2 separate regions of the Homo sapiens genome follow, and region 2 is linked to region 1. A link is a contact called in ENCODE Hi-C data. All regions are on one chromosome and are shown on one strand. Each heading gives the region's core, a stretch centred on a gene start or an enhancer-like site at or near the end of the contact. The rest is flanking DNA. Distances are from core to core; before and after follow the strand shown. Region 1 has its middle 12 kb from the start of TFF2. Region 2 holds the start of SLC37A1 (solute carrier family 37 member 1).

What was found. A loop is a pair of places that touch in the nucleus more often than their neighbours do. Pooled maps may share reads with other maps.
Region 2: a loop to region 1 is called in a map of CD8-positive, alpha-beta T cell, with 2.4 times the contacts of the local background. The contact joins the promoter of SLC37A1 here to the enhancer-like site in region 1. A Hi-C loop is called at or near these places in 4 of 168 maps with a recorded cell type or tissue (CD4-positive, alpha-beta T cell, CD8-positive, alpha-beta T cell, naive thymus-derived CD4-positive, alpha-beta T cell and 1 more) and 7 of 50 pooled maps.

Annotation. Positions count from the first base shown.
Region 1 is chr21:42,335,860-42,343,094 of GRCh38, forward strand. No RefSeq gene overlaps it. Among named protein-coding and RNA genes, the nearest start is that of TFF2, 12 kb to the right of the region's middle. RefSeq lists enhancers at 19-520, 1,999-2,694, 3,200-3,329, 4,523-4,592. Within about 2 kb of position 2,708, at least 11 of the 41 ENCODE cell types and tissues checked have a DNase peak (open chromatin) inside an H3K27ac peak, as active enhancers do.
Region 2 is chr21:42,509,773-42,517,007 of GRCh38, forward strand. SLC37A1 (solute carrier family 37 member 1) reads left to right here and starts at 4,080. Exons shown (of 20, transcript NM_001320537.2): 1 at 4,080-4,945. RefSeq lists enhancers at 2,484-3,206, 3,207-3,929, 4,771-5,000 and silencers at 3,841-4,200, 4,421-4,500, 4,511-4,610.

The sequences.
Region 1 (7,235 bases), core at 1,458-3,957:
TAGATGAAACGCGTAAGTTCCTAGGAAAATAACAGTTTAACAAAATGGGTCCAATAGAGACATAGGGCTGAAATAAACCGTAGAAGAAATGGAAAACGTTATCAAGGAGCTGTCAACAAAATCATTAAACAGGATTTTGCTTATTTTTTTAAAAAAGAAAGAGACTTTATTCCAGTAAACATTTTGCAAACCAGGGAGACACCCCCTTCGGTACAAAACAAAGGTGCAATCTGAGACAACAAAGAGAGGGGTTGTCTTTTAAAGAGAAAGCTCCCTCTGGGTTCCCACTCTCGTCTGCTATGCAAATAGGGGATGCAAACTTGCTTAGCTGTGGTTAGTTGACGCTTGTTTAGTTCTGATTGGTAGATGTGGGCCACATTCTCCTGGTGAGCTCCAGGGGCCGAGGGGAGGCTTTCCAGTAGCCGTTGATACAGGAGTGAACAGGAGCAGCTATGAATGTCCCAGAACGAAGCAAACATGTGGGTTTCCAGGAATGCAGAGTACGTGTGTGACGTCTAGTCAGCAAATGGCCACACGGCTCTATTTTGAATTTAGCCCCAGTTGGCTCCCCGGGATCCACCTTGAAGGGCTGGTTCTTTCGGGATTCCCAGAAAAAAAAGCCGTAAGAATCTCCATGTCCAGATAATCTCACAGGGAAATTCTAGCCAAGCTTCAAGTACCTAACAGTCCCAATGCTGCAAAAATTGTTTCAGACACTTAAAAACAAAGGAAAATGCACAAATTTATACAAAAATGTGAACTGAAAATGTGTCATAGACAAAAGTATAAGCACCAAAGTTATAAAACTCCTAGAAGAGAATATAATAGAACACGTCCGTGGCCTTGAATTAGGCAGAGATTTCTAGGTAGGAAACATAAAGTTTGAATCATAAAAGAAAAATGAGAAAAACTAGATTTCATCAAAATTAAAGATATTTTCTCTTTGAAAAATATTCTTAAGGAAATGAACGAAAAGGTAAGTCACAGACTAGGAGAAAATATTTGCACAAAATATATCTAGTAAAGGACTTGTATGCAGAATATATAAAGAATTTTACAACTCATTACAAAGAAGAAAAAGACACCTGAGTTAAAAAGTGTTGAAGATTTAGACAGATACTTTACCTGAGAAGATGTGTGAAAAATAAGCTCATGAAAAGATGTTCAACATCCTTAGTTACTAGTGAAATGTAAATTAAAATGAAAACAGGATATCACATTCCACACACCACAATGGCTAAAATGTAAAAGACTAGTAAACCAAGGATGTAGTAAGCATTTGCAAATCTCCTCCATTGTGGCTGGGGAGACAAAATGGCTCAATCCTTGGAAAACAATTTTTTCAGATTCTTATGAAGTTAAACATAACACCGTACTATCCAGAAATCCACTCATAGCTACACTTCCAAGAAAAAAGGCATTTCCTCAAGCATTTACCCAAATCCCTTCACATACATGTGCATAATTGTTCATAGTAACTTTACCCATAATAGTAAAAAGCTGGGAATAATCCAGATGTCATCACCTGGTAAATAGGTAAGCATATTGCAGTGTATCCTGCTGTGGAATACTACTCAGCAATGAAAAGGAACGAACCACCCTTCTGTGCAACAACCTGGAAGAATCTCAAAGAAAGCTGTGTGCTGTGTGAAAGAAAACAGACTTCAAAGACTGTGCACTGTCTGCACTGTGTGATTAAACTTACTTGAAATTCTAGAAGAAATGAAACTAAAGCAAAAAAACACAGATTCTTGGTTTTCTGGCGCTAGGGAGAGGCTATTGACAGCAAAGGGCACGACGGGATTTTCTTGGAGGGAATGAATGTTCTACATCTTGATTGTGGTAGTGTTTACACAGTTGTATACATTTGTCAAAACTCAATGAACTGATTCATTTAAAATGGGTGAGTTTTATTGTATGTGAATTATACCTCCGAGAAACTAATTTTTAAAAAAATCTCAAGGCATGAGCATTGCCATCATCAGCGTTACTAATGTGAACACAGTGAACTGATGAAATGACGGGGCAATTTGCAACGTGTGATAGGCACTGAGATCTCTCTCTGGACATCAGGAAGCTGCGTGTTGTCAGATGCCGAAGCCGAACCCACTTGCCCATTGGGCTGCAGGAAGGCTGAGAGTCTGTCCCCAGCATGGATAGCAGAGGGCGCTGTGGAGCATCATTAGCCTGTAGGGTTCTTTAGGGGAAAACACCTTAATGAGCCCTGTGCGCTCGGAAGGTTGAATAGAGGGCCCTTCCTTCCTCTAAGCCACATTTCTGGTTGCGCCACATTAAGTCAAACAATTATTAAGTGCTGAGCAGTCTTTGGATCACAGAAAACAAACACAGAGGCTGCAGCCACTGGGCCCTGTGGAAAACTGGCGGCCGTCCTGCGATGGTGTCAGCTCATCCGTGTCCGCGCTGCTGGAGGCCTGGCAGGAGCTGAGATCAGAGCCCTTCAGCGGGAGTGGGGCTACTCCTCCCTCCCCTGGTTTCCCTGGAAGCTGAGAAAGTTCCCAGGAAAGTGCTGAAAACCTCCCACCACTCTTTACACAGACCTGAGAGGGGGCTGAGGTGGGGGAAGCTCTGTTGCAGAGATGGGCTGACTCGGGGAATAGGCCGGTGGGGCGGGACAGATGCTGGAGGGACAGATGGGGCGTCAGAGGAGACAGAGGCTGTCAGGGAGCTGTGGTCCTGCACATGGGAACCAGTCCTTGCCCAGCCTGTCTGGAGGCCCCTGGGCTGCTGCTAGTTACTGAGAGGGCGCAGTGGCCAGGCTGCACCTCCCTGTGGCCTGGTCCCTCCACTAGCTGGAGGAAGGTGGGGCTGCTCCCTCCCAGCCAGTGCCGAGTGGCTGCAGACCCAGAAGACACACGCTGTATATATTCCTGCATGCATGGCCCTGAAATGGTGGCCTCATGGGTTGCAGTGTCCACGCTGCTTCCACAAGGAAGAAACGGCTGCTTGCTCCACGCCTGGGGGCCCCAAGGCTCAGGCATCCTTGCCGTGGCCCACCCAGCAAAGTGCAGCAAGAGGGAAGGCAACACGCCTGCCTATTTCACTGGCAAGGGCAGGCCCCCAGGGGTTTCTGGGAGAGGTACAATAGCAGAGTTCCAGCTTGGGGTGGGGATAGCTATGTGTCAGGACCACAGCATTAGCCAGGGCCACAGGCAGGTGAGGCAGAGGTAGGCAACCATGGAAGAGCCCCTGGGAGAGGAACCCCGATGTGCTTATGGAGGGGCTTGGTAGGCATTGGCCCTCCTGTGTGAGCAGGTGGAATGCTGAGGGTCTGATGGCCGGGTGCCCGCCACTGGGACAGTCACTGTGAGACAACCAGGACCACGTGTGTCTTCCCGGAAGAATGGGCCTAGGATATGAGGATGTGCATGTATGAACAATCATAGCAAGAACAGCTCTAAGCACATCCTAATTCAACTCATGAAGCCTCACCACAAACCCAGAAGGGAAGATGTTATGAATATCTGTACTTAGCATATGAGTAAAACTAGGGTCAAAAAGTCTACGTAACTTGTCCAAGGTCACACAGTGACCCTGAGAGAGAAATCGCTGTAGAGCCGAAGTGCGATAGATATTTTTGAGATCTGATTCACACACCCTCATTGCAGCCCCCTGACTCCAGTTAACTGCCCAGCATCCCATGGTGGGGGTCAGATTGGGCTTCTAAGGCAGGGTGGGTTGAGGGGGACATCACACTGGGGCTGGCCCCTGAAGCAATAGCTAGAGATATTCATGCGTGTACCACAACTCCAAACTATAGATAATGAATATAAAATGCATGTAATGAATATGCAGTCTATTCCCATTACATATTCTCTATTTGCAAATTCGCCTACTCACTAAAATTTATTGGTGACCCTAAATCAATACTTGGGGTGCTTTCAAGGTCGTTTGCAGAAACGTACAAAGTGGTGACAAATTTGAGTCACAGACATGCATATTCCCAACTGAAGTCACACAAGGCCTTTTTTATTTTTGAGATGGAGTCTTGCTCTTTTCGCCCAGGCTGGAGCGCAAATGTGCGCTCGCAGCTCACCACAACCTCTACCTCCACCACCCAGGTTCAAGCAATTCTCCTGGCTTGGCCTCCAGAGTAGCTGGGATTACAGGTGCCTGCCACCACACCTGGCTAACTTTTGTATTTTTAGTAAAGACAGGGTTTCATCGTGTTAGCCAGGATGGTCTCGATCTCCTGGCCTTGTGATCCGCCCGCCCCAGCCTCCCAAAGTGCTGGGATTACTGGCATGAGCCACCATGCCCAGCCACACAAGGCCTTCTTGCCTCAACCCATACTGTGAACTAATGTCCTTTTCTTGGTCTATGTAGTGCCACGTTTTTATGCCTGTTGTTGGTGATTTCCCATTTAAGATGCCCCCATGTGCCATAGTGAGGAGCTGTCTGGTGTCCTGGGTGTGAGGTGATATGCCTCTGGGGAAAACACCAGGGGCAGGGCAGCCTCACTGGGGCTGGGAGACAGGGTGCCGGCCTGGAGTTCAGCATTAATGTAACCACCGTGTGCACTCCACAAGGTGTCTACAGGAAACACCCTCGAGCCTGGCTACATATGGCTGGTTAATGAAATGCTCCCAGAAGCTTGCAGAAACCTGACCCTGTACTTCCCCAGGAGCGAGGGTTCCAGATTCACTAAGTCAGGGCTGGCAGCGACTTCATAGAGCTTAACTACATGAATGCCAGAACGTACTGTATAGATACCCACTATAAATCAGCACTAAAGTGCCTGTGCACATACAGCTGTGCAGCACTTAACGACAGGGAAATGTTGTGAGAAACGCGTCATGAGGGGTTTTGTCGTTGTGTGAACACCGTAGAATGTGCTTAATGCATAGCTAGAGGGCAGCGCCTGCTGCACACCCAGGCTGCACGGTTGGCTCCCAGGCTGCAAACCCGTGCAGCGAGTGACTGGACTGAACACTGGAAGCAACCGTAACGCAGTGGTAAGCATTTGTGTATCTAAACATAGAAAAGGTACAGCCAAGGCCGGGCATGGTGACTTATGCCTGTATCCCCAGCACTTTGGGAGGCCGAGGTGGGCAGATCCTGAGGTCAGGAGTTCGAGACCAGTCTGACCAACACGGTGAAACCCCGTCTCAACTAAAAGTACAAAAATTAGCTGGGTGTGGTGGCGAGTGCCTGTAATCCCAGCTACTTGGGAAGTTGAGGCAGGAGAATCACTTGAACCCAGGAGGCGGAGGTTGCAGTGAGCCGAGATTGGTGCCATTGCACTCTGGCCTGGGCAACAGGGTGAGACTCCTTTTCAAAAAAAAAAAGAAAAAAGAAAAGATACAGTCAAAACATGGTGTGAAAGATAAAGAATGGGACGGTATGTAGGCACTTACCATGAACGGAGCTTGCAGGACCGGACAAGACAGGGAGGGAGTGGGGAGTGAATTCGAAGGCCCAGGACACGACTGTCCTACCATAGACTTCATAAACACACGACATTTATAAAAAATACTATTCTTTCTTCAATAATAAAATTAACCTCAACTTACTGTAACATTTTTACTTTATATTTTTTTTAATTTTTAAAAATTCTTTTTTTTCTTTTTCTTTTTTTTTTTTTTTTGAGATGGAGTTTCATTCTGTGGCCCAGGCTGGAGTGCAATGGTGTGATCTCAGCTCACTGCAGCCTCTTTCTCCCGGGTTCAAGTAATTCTCCTGCCTCAGCCTCCTGAATAGCTGGCATTACAGGCACCTGCCAACTCACCTGGCTAATTTTTGTACTTTTAGTAGAGATGGGGTTTTACCATGTTGGTCAGGCTGGTCTTGAACTCCTGACCTCATGATCTCCTGCCTCGGCCTCCCAAAGTGCTGGGATTACAGGCGTGAGCCACCACACCTGGCCAAAATTCTGACTCTTTTTAATAATACTTGCTTAAAACACAAATGCATTGTGCAACTGTACAAAAATATTTTCTTTCTTTATATCCTTATTCTATAAACTTTTTAGTAATTTTAATATTTTTTAACTTTTTTAGACTTTTTGTTAAAAGCTAAAACAAACACACATTAGCCGAGGCCCTCGCAGGGTTAGGATTCTCACTGCCACCGTCGTCCACCTCCACATCTCGTCCCACTGGAAGGTCTTCAGGGCCAGTAACACGCAGGAAGCTGTCATCTCCTATGATAACAATACCTGACTCTGGAACCTCCTGAAGGGCCCGCCTGAGGCTGTTCACAGTTAACTGTTTTTATATAAGTAGAAGGAGTACACTCTAAAATAACAATAAAAAGTGTAGTATGTACATAAGCCAGTCACACTGCCATTTATAATCATAGCCAGTATTAGGTGGTGTACATGATTTTATGTGCTGTACTTTCATACAACTGGCAGTGCAGTAGGTGTGTTGACTCCAGCCTTCCCACAAACAGCTTAGTAACGCGTCATGCTGTGACGTTACAATGGCCCTGATGTCACCAGGTGATGGAAATTTTTCAGCTTCATTGTAACCTTATGGGATCACAGTCATATACGAGGCCCACTGTTGACCAAAACATTGTCATGCGTGGTGCATGACTGTGTATGCGGCGAGCGCTAGGTATAGTGAATATATAAAGAATAAGTGTGTGTTATCCAGGATTACCACATTCTGGAGGCAGAGCTGGCTGTCCTACATGGTACTTGGAAGAAGTTTGTTTATTTTTTTGATACGGAGTCTCGCTCTGTCACCAGGCTGGAGCGCAGTGGCGTGATCTCAGCTCACTGCAACCTCCGCCTCCCAGGTTCAAGCCATTCTCCTTGGAAGATGCTTTTTTATAGGAGGCCACAGGACAAGACCACAAGGCCACCGGCGGCCTCTGGCAGGAGCTCCATGTAGTGGGGGCCTGCTGTGTGCACCAGGCAGCTCACAAACATTATTATTATTATTATTATTATTATTATTATTATTATTATTATTATTATTTGAGACAGGATCTCACTCTGTCACCCAGGCTGGAGTGCAGTGGTGTGATCACGGCTCACTGCAGCCTTCACTTCCCCGGGTTCAAGCAATCCTCCCACCTCAGCCTCCTGAGTAGCTGGGACTAAAGGTGTGCCCAGCTACTTTTTGTATTTTTTGTAGAGATGGGGTCTCAGCATGTTGCCTAGGCTGGTCTTGAACTCCTGGGCTCAAGCAATCCTCCTCTCTTGGCTTCCCAAAGTGCTGGGATTACAGGACTGAGCCACCATGCCCAGCCACAAACGTTATTTTTAA
Region 2 (7,235 bases), core at 2,830-5,329, 180 kb after region 1:
GATAAAATGAGTTTCTTTTCTCCATGTTAAGTAATCAGGTTCTGATTTTCCCTTTTCTTTCTCTCTAATAGTGTTTAATGCTCTAATGCTTTCTAAGCATGAGGTATTTTCTTGAGCTCTGAAGCCCAGTATCTTCAAAGCCCCCTTCAGGGAAACCTCAGTTCCCTGTCAGTCAAGGCCTGTCACTGGCTTTGCCTTGGCCTTCTCTGGGAGAATGTCTGCTCCTTAAGTTGATGGCATACAAGTTGAGGTGGGGAAAAATTAAAGTGTAGGATTTCTGTAGGCAGCTAATGTTTTATTACTGGAGTGCAGTGATGCGATCTCAGCTCACTGCAACCTCTGCCTCCTGGGTTCAAGCAATTCCCCTGCCTCAGCCTCCTGAGTAGCTGGGACTACAGGCACACACTACCACGCCCAGCTAATTTTTTGTATTTTAGTAGAGATGGGGTTTCACCATGTTGGCCAGGATAGTCTCGATCTCCTGACTGCATGATCTGCCCGTCTCAGCCTCCCAAAGTGCTGGGATTACAGGCGAGAGCCATAGCGCCTGGCCTAAAATGTATTATATAAGCATCATAGTGACCACAAAACAAAAACCTGCAGCAGATATACAAAATGTAAAGAGAAAGGAATCAAAGCATACCATTACAAAAATCATCACATTAGAAAGGAAGATAGTAAGGGAGTAACAAAGCAACAAAGGAACTACAAACCGCCAGAAAGCAATTTTTTAAATGGCAGTAGTAAGTCCTTATCAATAATTAATGTAAATGGATTAAATTCTGCAATCAAAAGATAGAAGTGGCTGAATGGATATTAAAAAAAAAAAATCTAGGTGCTGCCTGCAGGAGACTCAGCTTTAAGGATACACATAGGCTGAAAGTAAAGGCATGGGAAAAGATATTCCATGCAAATGGTTACCAAATAGAGAGCAAAAAAGATACTTATATCAGACAAAACAGACTTTAAGTCAAAAACTTCATAAGAGACAAAGTCACTATATCATGATAAAGAGATAAATTCATCAAGAGGATATAACAATTATAAATGTATATGCACCCAACATCAGAGTACCTAAATATATATTAACGGAACTCAAGAGAGAAATAGCAATACAGTAATAGCAGGGTACTTCAGTACCCCATTTTCAACAATGAATAGATGATCCAGACAGAAGATGAATAAGGAAACAGTGAACCTGAATAACATTCTAGAGCAAATGGACCTAACAGACATACAGAACACTCCTTCCCCCAGCAGCTGAATGCACATTTAAATGTACACAGAACATTCTCTAGGATAGATCATATGTTAGGCCACAAAACAAGTTTTAACAAATTTAAGAAGATTAAAATCATATCAAGTATCTTTTCTGACCACAATAACATGAACTAGAAATCAGTAACAGGAGGAAAATTGGAAAATTCACAAATATGCAGAAATTAAATACACACCTGAACAACCAGTGGGGTCAAAGAAGATATCAAAAGGGAAATCAGAAAATTCCTTAAGACAAATTAAAATGGAAACAACATACCAAAACGTATGGGATGCAGCAAAAGCAGTACTAGAGGGAAGTTTATAAAGAAAATGTGGTGTATAGCTGTATCTACACAATGGAATACTATTTAGCCTTAAAAAAGAAGGATTTCCTGTCATTTGCAACAACATGGATGAACCCGGAGTACATTACACTAGGTGAAATAAGCCAGGTACAGAAAAACAAATATAGGCCAGGCATGGTAGCTCACTTCTCTAATCCCAGCACTTTGGGAGGCTAAGGCAGGAAGACTGCTTGAACCTGGGAGTTCAAGACCAGCTTTGGCAACATATCAAGACCCTGTGTCTACAAAATTTAAAAAATTAGCTGGGCATGGTGGCATGGGCCTGTATTCTCAGATACTCAGGAGGCTGAGGGGGAGGATCACTTGGGCCTGGGAAATCAAGGCTGCAGTGAGCCTTGACCATTGCACTCACGCCACTGCCCTCCAACCTGGGCAACAGAACAAGACCCTGTCTCAAAACAAACCAACAAACAAACAAAAAAGAAAAATATGCATGACCTCACTTATTTTTGGAATCTGAAAAACTTGAACTCAGAGAAGCAGAGCATATAATAATGGTGGTTACCAGGGGCAGTAGGTGGGAGAAATGGGGAGTCGCTGGCCAAAGAGTACAAAGTTTCACTTAGGAAAGATGAGTAAGTTCTGGAGGGCTAATGTACAGCTCTAATGTATAGTTAGTAATAATACATTGTATACTTGAAATTTGCAAGAAGAATAGATCTTAAATATTCTCACCACCAAAAAAAAAAAAATAATGTGAGGTGATTGGATATACTAGCTTGACTGTGGCAATAATTTTACAATGTATTCATATATCAAAACATCACATCCTATACTACAAATTATGTAATTTTTATTTGTCAGTTATACGTCAGTACAACTGGGTGGGGGGGAGGGGGGGTGGGAAGAAGCTGTCTCCATATGAGGCCGAGGTGTCCTATATATCCTGAGCTTGTATTATCGCCTTTCAAGTGTAAAACCTGTAGGTGATGGGATGCCCGAAAGGTTTGAAAATCAGGAATGACAAGATCAGATTTTGCTTTAGGAGGGCAACTTGAGGCAGCTTAAAGAGTGGATTGCAGGAGGTAGAACTTGGAAGTGAGAACGCTGTTGCACAAGTGCAGTGAGAGAGGGGTAGCCTCGAGCCGAACCAATGGCAAGGGCCAGGGCTGGGGAGACCATTGGAGAGAGGGGTGGGAGCCACACTGGGCTATCACCGGGAATGGAGAGCTAGAAAAGAGAGGAGAAAGCACTGGCACAGGGGGCCTGCGGAGAGAAAGAAGGTCTGAAGAAAACCTGGCCAAAAGGAGAAGACTGGAGCCCTGGGCCATCCCGCTTGCGGAATGAGGGGCCGGCGGGCTTCCTGGGGCTGAACCCTGCGTGGCAAAGAAGTGGGCAGGTTTTCTTTCTGCCTGCAGAAGGCTTCTCAAATGCCTAACAAAGTGATGGATTTCACGCAGCCCAGCTCAGCAAAGAGAGACACAGACATCAGAGTGTTCTAGAAACAAAGCAGGGCCCCAGGGGGAAACTGCGAGGCCTAGCAGGGCAGGGGAGCCAAACACAGGGAAGAATGCCTTCTCCATTCTCCAGAGGGAAGCTCAACGTGCCTGGGGAAGGGTGCGAGGGGCACTGGCCTGTTGGGACATTTACAGCCAGGCCTCGGGTTGGTTTTATCCTTAAACATTGTTTTATCCGGGGGCAGGCTTTTTCCCCGGAAAATTTCCGCTCTGCCTCACTTTGCTCTTCCCCGAGGAGTGGGCTGGGAGCCCCCTCTGCTCTGAAGCCATCCTGGGGGTCCACTGTGGGTGTTCGGCAGTAGCTTCTAGGGGACTGGCCAGGCCCCTCCCTGGGGCTGCCTAAGGAGAAGAGTTGTTTCTGGGGTGACGTGGGAGCCTGTGTGCCAGGGCACTGGCCCGCAAGGGTAAGAACCCGGCGGGCTCCCGCAGCCTAACAGGGAGCTGCCTCTGTCACGTGCCTGCGAGGTGGGACACAAGTTGGCTTACAAGTTGGTTCGACATAGCCAAATCCGCGTGCCGCATTTCCACGCTATGGAGTGCTAGTCTTCATGATTGTGCCCCTTGACATGACACAATAGGAATAGAAGCCGGGAGGCCAAGCAAAGGCCCTCTTTGGGGGTGGGGGCGCGGCGGCATGTGACCCTCGCCGCCTGTGGGGAAGACCTGCCTTGAGGACAGAGCGCCAGGGGTGCAGAGGCCGCCTGGGACTGCCCGGAGGCCGGTGGGGAGCGCGCCAGCGAAAGCCCGTGCGCCCTCGGAGCCGGGGAAGGCGCGGGCCATGACCCGGGTTCGCCCGCAAAGGCCGGGCAGTGCCGCAAGGCGTGGGGGCGCCCCCGCCCGGTGGCCCCGGGGCTGGTGCGACCCTGGGCACGCCGGGGCCGGGGCCGGAGCCGGGGGTCGCGGCGGCCGGGGAGGGGGAGGAGCCGCGCGGCTCCGCCGGCGCCCCGCGGGCCAGGGAAAGTGAAAGGGCGGCGGGGCCTCCCGCGCGCCGCTCCAGGAAGTCGCGAGCAGGAAGCGCCCGCGGCGGCCGGGCCGGGCTGGGCTGCGGAGCGCGGGCCTCGGCGGCGCAGGTGAGGCGCGGGGCCGGGGCCGGACCGGGAGGCGGGGACCCCCCGCCCCCCCGCCCGCACCTGCGGGGCAGCCGGCGCTCAGGCGCCGCAGCCGCTCAGCACCTGCGGCGCCCTCAGGGAGCCGGGCGCGGGGCCCTGCGCACTCGGAGCTCGGCTCCTCTCCTTCCTTTTCTTTTTTTTCGGGGGGAGGTGGGGGCTGGTTTGGATGTTTTCCGAGAGCCGGGGACGGTCTCAAGCTATTTTCGCGGAGGGAAGTCTTTGAAATACGACATCTAGAAGAGTGGCCCTCGGCGACAATGCCGGGCGTTCCCGGACCGGGGCAACGCTGGGATTCCGGGGAAGTGGAGGCAGAGGGAGCGGGCACGGGGCCGGCAGCCGCTCCACGGAGTCCCCGGCAGGGGCGAGCTTAGCTGTCCAGCCGGGTCCCCTGCCCACCCCGGCCCGGGCCGCGGTGACAGCTGAGGGTCCAGAGAGCCGGCAGGAGGGGACCCTGCGCATTGTCTGCCGCGATGGGGACGTGGGCGTGCCCGCGGAATTCACCTCCTCCGGGGACCAGCCGCCCAGGGAGGAGCCGGCACAGAACGCTGGCTCGGAGCGCCGGCACCCTGGGCCTTTGCGTTGTTTGTCGGCTGAGCAGCTGGTTCCCGGAGCCCGTGGGCCTCCTGGCCAATGCGAGTGACAGCGACCTTCTGGGTTTATAATAAAGGGCTTGACGCGCCGGAAAGTCCCCTCGCCGCTGGCCACCAGCCTTCCAGCCCTTACGGCCCACGCCGTAATCCTGGTGACCGAGAAGGTACGTTCAGTCTAAGGATTTGCATTTGAACGAAGGATACTGGCCAAGCCCCTTACCACCCCCACTCCCCGCTAACACCCCAGCCCGCGGCCCCAGGTTTGAATTTCCAAAGGAGGAATTGCTAAAGCCTGCCCTTTCCGGGTCTCCCTTAGCTCTTTGCCTGGAAGGTGCCTGCCTGCCTGCCTGCCGGCCCTTGAACTTAAATCGTCTGAAGTTGTGTAAGTGGATAAATATTTTAGACTTCCCCCGTTGTTTTTTTATTAATCCCCTTTGAGAGCAAGCTTGAAAACACCTGGCCCCAGACCTGTGATTCACCAAGTCATTTTGGACCTGCATTTACACGTTCTGTTTCATGCAGCCCACCTGTGATGTTCTCTTTGTTGGGGGTTGGAGGCAGGTAAGGGAGGTGGTGCAAATGGAATTCAGGTTCCTTGTACTTCAGCCAAGGGGAAAGAGATAGTGACCATTTTCATTCATCTTTAATATGGAAAGCGCCTTTAAAAGCAAAAAGCCATAGAAAGAGCACACTCTGGACAGGAAGTTGTATTCTATCTCGTAATTTAAAAAAAAGAAAAGAAAAAATGCATGAAAACTTTTGGAGGAGAATTGCATTTCTCACCCATCTTTGCCTGTAAAGTGAGACCCAGTTAAAAAAAAATGTCATAAAGTAGATTATTTAAAATATCTGTGGGGCCGCTTTGATTATGTGTAATGCCACCTCAGCCCTAAAAAGACTGAGGAACCTTACTCCTGCTATTGCTCACTTCCTATCCCCATTATTTGAGTCTCTGCAGATTACTTGGAACCTTCTAGGCAGCGCAGATCACATGTGGGTGGGTCTGGGAGTGGAGCTTGTGAATGTTTCTTTCCTCAGCTTATTCTGTTTTACAGTTGCCTAGGGTGGGTTTTTTGAAGAAATAGGTATAAAACCATGTGTCTTTCAGAGTCTGTTTGTTTTTTTAACTTTTAGTTTCAGGGGTACATGTGCAGGTTTTACAGGTTGTAATAAAGATGCTCTAATGGGCTGTTTCCTAAGTTACTATCTTTTTATATTTTTTTAAGACAGGGTCTCGCTCTGTCGCCCAGGCTGGAGTGTAGTGGTGCAATCTCAGCTCACTGCAACCTCCGCTTCCCAGGTTCAAGTGATTTTCATGCCTCAGCCACCCGAGTAGCTGGAATTACAGGTGTGCACCACCACGCCCAGCTCTTTTGTGTATTTTTGGTAGAGATGGGATTTTGCCATATTGGCCATGCTGGTCTCGAACTCCTGGCCTCAAGTGATCTGCCTGCCTCTGCCTCCCAAAGTGCTGGGATTGCAGGCATGAGCCACCATGCCTGGCCTAAGTTGCTGTGTTTGACAGTGCAATGAAACTGGACATTCTGCCGCTTTTCCTCCCTGGAATGGTAAGTTCCAGGGGGGCCTGTAGAGAGTGACTTTTTAAAAAAGTATCTCTTCTTTTTATGTACTTGGGCAGTGTGCCAAAAACTGGGTTTAAACCAAGTGATTTGCTCCCATTCTGCTGCCCTTTCTCTGCAGGGGATGGGCAGGAAGAAGAGTGGCTGGAGGGAGGAGGTGGCTCAGAGAAACAGGACAAACTGGAATCTGCCCCACTTATCCAGCTGACCCAGGCGAGCCGCCTAGCCTCATTTTTCTCCCTTGTGAAAAGAACGCCCTGCCTCTTCAGGGTGGTCACGGGGCTCAAATGAGAGCATGTCAGTCATGGTTCGTGCTTCCAGAGGTCTTGACCCACTCAAAATGAAGTGGTCTTTAGTGGTGCTGCACAGGCTAGGGAGGAAGGGCCTCATTAGTTGAGCTCTTAACATCCCAAATGTAAAATCACTGTCTTTGCACATCTTAACTGCACTCACTATGAGAATTTATAGCACTTTTCTTTCACCCATTTTACAGGGAAAAGAATCCATCATTGTTTTAAAAAGAAATCAAAGAGGTTTTTTTTCCCTTCTTGATTTGTCAGTGCCTTCTGGGCCTTTGATGTTGTTGTCACAGGTTTTATCAGAGTTGGAGGTTTTTGATTTATTTAGTAGATGGCAATGGAATGTTTCCAGACACGCTGGACATGGAGAAGCAGCACTTGAGAGGAAGACGTTTGCTTCTGACCATCCGTTTCCAGACACTGTTGAACCAAATTCTTTACTCTGAAGTTGTCATCACAAAGTCATTTCCCAGAGTAGATCCAGACCCATTCTGGAGCCCACCCATTTTGAGCAAAATATTGCTTAAATCTAGAGGTTTGAGCAGACGTGGTTTTGAAGTATTTGTGGCTGTTCA